Regions from separate parts of the Mus musculus genome. Here region 1 is linked to region 2. The links are chromatin loops, found by intact Hi-C in ENCODE. Cell type or tissue: gastrocnemius. All regions are shown on one strand. Each heading gives the region's core, and the rest is flanking DNA. Links, peaks and the distances in the headings are about the cores only. Region 1 overlaps Gm39601 (a long non-coding RNA gene). Region 2 has its middle 28 kb from the start of Gm39602.

What was found. Peaks named below come from ENCODE experiments on the same cell type or tissue, not always from the same donor. Only the 100,000 strongest peaks of a DNase experiment are listed, where the experiment ranks them.
Region 1: a loop joins it to region 2, with 3 times the contacts of the local background. A loop is called at or near these places in 2 of 42 quality-filtered maps.

What each region holds. Positions count from the first base shown.
Region 1 is chr11:19,613,706-19,616,622 of GRCm38, forward strand. It overlaps Gm39601 (a long non-coding RNA gene), which reads right to left. Exons shown (of 5, transcript XR_872268.1): 4 at 2,221-2,365; 5 at 109-487. Among named protein-coding and RNA genes, the nearest start is that of Gm39601, 3.6 kb to the right of the region's middle. In gastrocnemius, for the core only: a CTCF peak has its summit at 1,514 (motif pointing right); no DNase peak of the experiment used is centred there; H3K27ac peaks cover 143 bases.
Region 2 is chr11:19,712,987-19,715,903 of GRCm38, forward strand. No RefSeq gene overlaps it. Among named protein-coding and RNA genes, the nearest start is that of Gm39602, 28 kb to the right of the region's middle. In gastrocnemius, for the core only: a CTCF peak has its summit at 1,519 (motif pointing left); a DNase peak (open chromatin) is centred at 1,632; H3K4me3 peaks cover 928 bases; H3K27ac peaks cover 1,422 bases.

The DNA of each region.
Region 1 (2,917 bases), core at 190-2,689, 99 kb before region 2:
TAGGGTATTGTCTTAAGTAGGTTTTCAAAATGTTACTTTACTAAGAAAATGGTGGCAGAGCTGTTGAAGTCCTCGAACCAGATTGGATAAAAAGAATCTGAAAAGAGCCACGTGGTTACTGGACGCATACATGTTCTTTCAAAGGCAGCAAGCACTAAACACCAGATTCACACCAAATGTGTTCTCTAAGGAATATGTAGGCATTTACATCAAGTTCAAGTCTCAAAGCTATCCAGACACAGTCCCTGCTCTTTACCTCTTAGCACTCAGCCGGCACTCCTTAGGAAACCTCTGCCGCCATAGTAATGATCTCCATACCACCCCACGCCCGGCTTTGTGGATTGAACCATGGCATTCAACAGCAGTAGGTGTTCCCATCAGCTACTGTATCAAAGGTTGAGATGCTCTCTGGTATGCCACTTGTTAATGCAAAGTTCACTGAGAGAAGAGGTAAACATTTGATTGACATGAAATGTTCTCCCTGCTTCTAAGAAAGAAAAAAAAAAGATGCTTAATTAAATGTTTAATGTTTATAGTTCACATAATAGCTTTAGGTCAAATTTATGATGTGCTACACCTGTGGGGTTTTTTTTATACTATATAGACTTTATAGTTCATTGAGATTTCTTATATAATCAATGTATACAGTATATCCAAGCCAATTTATATGACAGAGCACATTTTTATTCTTTAAAAGTATGATAAAGGTTTATAGCGTCTTTGCTTTTATGGGGTATTTTTGTCATGTCCATGATTTATTTAATAGTAAGTGCTTGGTCAAGATTGCAATGCTCAATTATGACATTGTTCTTATGGGAAAATGTGACTATTTTACAATAGTTTCCAGGAATGGATTGTGGTCAATGCGCACGCATGTGCGTGTGTGCGTGAGTGTTGTGCACATATCAAGCCCCTTCTCTATCTGACATGTGTCAGTAGGCAAATTCTTTCATTGTGCAGGCTTGGAGAGACACCTGAACTTTTTAGGTGCTCTGGCCCATGACACAGGAATGTGATGGAACAGGACAGGTTTCCTAGGGTGACCCATGAGTCCACCATATATTGAAAGAATAAAGACCACTCTGGCCTCCCAGCCACCTTTCCCCTACATGTGTAGCCATGTCCTGGCTCCTGGACATTGTTTGCAAGTGCATGATAATCCATTTGCCTACTCCAAATGGACTTATGGGAGGCCAACTATGGTAAAATGGCTTAGAAAATAATCCACAGCACCAAACTTTAAGCAAGTGTGGCTTCACTGTGACTCCGGAGTCCTTTAACACACCTGATTCCCAAAGTGCCTACATTTTATTTACAAAGGTTTCTTGTCTTCAGCACAGATGTTCAATTCTCCCAAAAGGATTCCCTGAGCAATACTATTTATAACACCCAGAAAACCACATAAATAGCAGTCTTGGAATTGAAAAGTACCTCCTCGGTCATTTAAAAAGTACTATCTCCCTTTTTAATTGTGTGTATAGGCAATGGGGGACACATTGTGAATGTGAATGTAGTTCCCACAGAGGCCAGAGGAGGGCGTTGGAGCCTCTGGAATTAAGGTACAATTGGTTTGAGCTGAAACACTTGAGATCCAGGAACTGAACTCTGGTCCTCTACAAAACAGAAAGTTCTCTTAACTTATGAGCCATTTCGTCAGCCATCCTGTCCCCATGAGGAAACACAAGATTTCACACTATATCCTAGGCTGTTATGGAACTCACTGTGTAGCCCAGGTAGCTCTCAGCAATTCTGTCTTGGACTCTCCCGTATTAGTATTATAGTGATTTTAATATGTCAAGTAAATAAGAAAAAAATCCCAGCTGGGCGGGTTTAATCCCAGCACTTGGGAGGCAGAGGCTGGCGGATTTCTGAGTTCAAGGCCAGCCTGGTCTACAGAGTGAGTTCCAGGACAGCCAGGACTGCACAGAGAAACCCTGTCTTGAAAAAAAAAAAAAAGAAAGAAAGAAAAAAAAGAAAGAAAGAAAAGAGAGAGAGAGAGAGAGAGAGAGAGAGAGAGAGGAAGGAGGGAAGGAAGGAAGGAAGGAAGGAAGGAAGGAAGGAAGGAAGGAAGGAAGGAAGGAAGGAAGGAAGAAAGGCCCCATGTTTCAGGACATAGCATAGGACATAGTGGGAAACTTCTAATCTGCCTTCAAAGCTCTAGGACATTAAACATGGAACAAGAAGACACCATGAAGCTATAGAAACTCGTTTGCCACTCACCCTTTTGTATCTCTGGCTATTGAATATCTGTTTCCTCTTCCTGCAGGGAGAGAGGTCCACAAGACTCTAGAACAGCAGTTCTCCATCTGTGGCTTGAGGTCCCTCTGGGAGTCCCAGTGACCCTTTCACAGGGGTCCTAAGACCACTGGAAAACATAGATATTTGCATTACAATTTATAACAATATCAAAAGTAGTTATGAAGTAGCAGTGAAAATAATTTTATGGTTGGGGGTGAGGGGAGTCATAACATTAGGCACTGTATTGAACGGTCGCAGCATCCGGAAGGCTGAGAGCCACTGCCATAGAAGCTAACAGCACTTACAAGAGTCAAGAAGCTAATGAAGGTACAGATTGATGCTCTCCGCCTCCCCACACACACCTACCTAAGGGTCTAACAAGCTAAGGAAAGGAGACTCTGGTCAGCCCCACTGCATGTAGCATTCATACTTCATCACCCACGCTGTGGTGAGCTTTTTGATGGTACAGCTATATGTAAACCCCTCATCCATGCTCCTGTGAGTAACTCTAGTAAATTCCCTGGTTCGTTCACGAGGCTAGATTGAAGTGAGTTGCTTCTTTGGTCTGTAACTGTTGAACAAGTAGATGTGCATTTTATCTCCCTGGTCAAAGTCACTCAGCACAAGCTTAAGCAAGCTCAGGACGGTTGCTTTCTTTGTTTGATCAGGCCACAGGGCC
Region 2 (2,917 bases), core at 326-2,825:
AGACTCCTGGAGAATTGTTTTTTGTTTGTTTTTGGTTAGATTTTTTTTTTCTTTATTTGAATTCACAGATCTCCTCCTAATCTCCTACTCTAGTCAGAAGTATCCAGATTGTCAAACTAACACATGAGCAAACCTCACCACAGCTGCAAGAAAAAGTCTCAAACAATAGACAAATAACCACACACACATCTTTTGTTGAGTTTGAAATGTGCCAAGTTGGCGGTAGGGGGAGAGGTTCGTGATATTCGAGGGAACATATTGTCCCTGTTACAACCAGCCCACGTTCACCCGGGCTGCCAATTATTCCCCAGCCGCCATTTTCTTCCTGTAGATTGATCTCCTGCTCCAGGCTGTTTCACACCCGTGACTCGGAAGCCTCCCTTGTGGCATGTTGGCTAATTAAGAGCAAAATCCATCTCTTGATGAAATAATGCTGCCACTGAAAAGGAATTCTACTTTTTTTTTTTAATTCCTAATCAGACTGGAAGGAGCAGTATTCTAACACTTGTATTAAGCATAGGAAAAAGGTCTATAGCTAGCAATTAGCGATGATGAAAAGGACAGCGATTTAAAGCATGTTGCGGTGACATTTTTATCAAATTAAATGAGTTTGCTAGACCACCGACTGCATATGCTTATTGTCATTTACTGTTTGGACAGAAACACATCAGCCACTGGGTATCAGGAGGTGCGGGATTTAATAAGTCGTTTTGACACTGGTGCGAAACGAACCGATCAGGAGTCTGAGGAATGAGTTCACACTCTGAACAGACAGGCAGACATTCTAAGCATGCGAGGTGATACCAATCAACAGGAAGAAATGGTGGGCGCGGGGTAGCAGCAGGCAGCGATGGAGGCAGCGGCAGAGGTGCGCACAGGAGCACCGCACTGCCTGCGCAGGAGACACGAGACCCCACACACACCCACGGAGTCTTGAGTGAGCTCCACGGAGCATACGAAGGGGCAAGCACTTCAGTCACGGTTTGAACAGCATCCGTTCTAGGCAGTAGAGGCTTGCATTTATAATTTAAAAACCTAGTTTCCTCAGAACAATTACAGGAAGACAGATGATCAGTCTGCACATCTGGGTGTGGTTTGCCCCTGCACGTTTGAACACACCATCAAGTTCTAAAGAAATAACAACAAAAATCCTCCCCCTGCTGAGAAAACCAAAACTCTCTTTTCCCGGTCTACCTAGCAACTTGCTTGCTGCCTAACTATCGTAAGGAGAGCTAGGAATACTTAGTTTAAATTTATCGTGGCATGGTATGTTGCTTCCAAAGGTCTTGCTTGAAATATGAGATTCTAGCATGCCATTTTGATACTCCCAGAAGCTATTTCTGTCCCGGGAGAGAGCTGATACCAATGTCTTAACCGTGTACCTGGCATCCGAGTTAAAACATGCAAGAGAGTCGATTACCAATTACAGCTTAAGACACACAGGTGTAATTGAGAGCCTAACAAAGGTGGCTGGTAATTAGCTTCTGGCTTCAGAAGTTGCTAATGCCATCTAGTGGAAAAGGTAAATTTGGCCATTTGCACATCAAAAGCAGCCTTATCCCAGACCCTGTGGCCTTGTGCTTCAAGTCTAATCTCAAATCTAAAAAAAAAAAAAAACCCTCAGAGCTTCCATAAAACAAGAGCAAGTTCCAGAAAATAAGACTTGCCCAGCATCCCCTGGAATGAGCCAGCTCCCCTGCAGTGTCCACTGTGGTCGGCCTCTCAGCTTTCTTCCCCATTAGCAACCAGACTTCAGAGCCGGTGGCAGGAAAGTTAATGTTAATTATGAGTTTTACAAGGCTGGTAGTTCTTTTTAAATAAATTCTGAAGTTTTTATTTATTTATGTTTATTTTGGGTTTTTTTTTTTTTTGGTTTTGTTTTTCTGTTTTCTGTTTTTTATCTAGAACTTAGTTCAAAGAAAGTGTGAATTGCAGGCTTAAGCCTAGAAGTTGCTCAAGTTCCAGCCAGCTCTCCATTCCTGCACGGATTTCTACAGAGAGCTTCTGAGTAAAGCAAGCATTTGGGGACTGTGGACCTCCTCAAACGACTCCCATGCGGCTTGAGCCATGGATGAGACTGTGCCTTGGGAATCAAAGGTACTTTGAGTACCGTGAAAACAAACAGTGGCTCGTATTTCATTGTGTATATGGAGCTGGGCAAATGTCCACACATCTTTTCCTCCACATGACTGTCCCAGGGACTCTTCCTGAGAGCATGGTTTGGGAGAAACCACTAGACAGAGAATCAGAAAACCCCAAGTTTCACAAACAAGCGTGAAACTCATCTACCCCTTCGTCCCCAGCTTCCCAGTCAGACAACAAACAAGTCAAAGCTCTTGCTGGGCTGTGGTGGCACCTTTGATCCCAGCACTGAAGAGGCAGGGCTTGCTCCACACAGTGAGTTACAGGATAGCCAGAGCTACACAATGATCCTATCTCAAAATAAGCAAAACAGACACAGCCCTTTTGGAACTGAGGAACCACAAGCTCAAAGTCTGACTGTCTCAAAAATAAGTTAGGTCAAACTAAGTTTTAAAACGTTTTATTCTTTAAAACTCACTTGTTTGGAATTTCAAGTCTAAACTTCAGATCTTCTGTCTCAGGATAGCAACTGGATTTAAAAGAATGACTTTATTATAGCTATTTCCTGTAAACAGTTGTTTAAAATATATTTTTGTTTTAAACTGGCACATAATTTTAGGTGTTCGTGGAGTACAGTGTGGCCACCCAGTGTTTGTGTGCGATGTGTGGTGATCTTATCAGAGTGGCTGCAGTCCACTACCTCAGAGAGTTCTCCTTCATGCAACATTAAAGTCCTCTCCACTAAGAATTTTGAAATAAAAGTAATTATTTTTACTGAAAGTTACTTGATTATGAGTTTTGTAGTAAACACCATTGTTTAACCCATCCTTGGCTT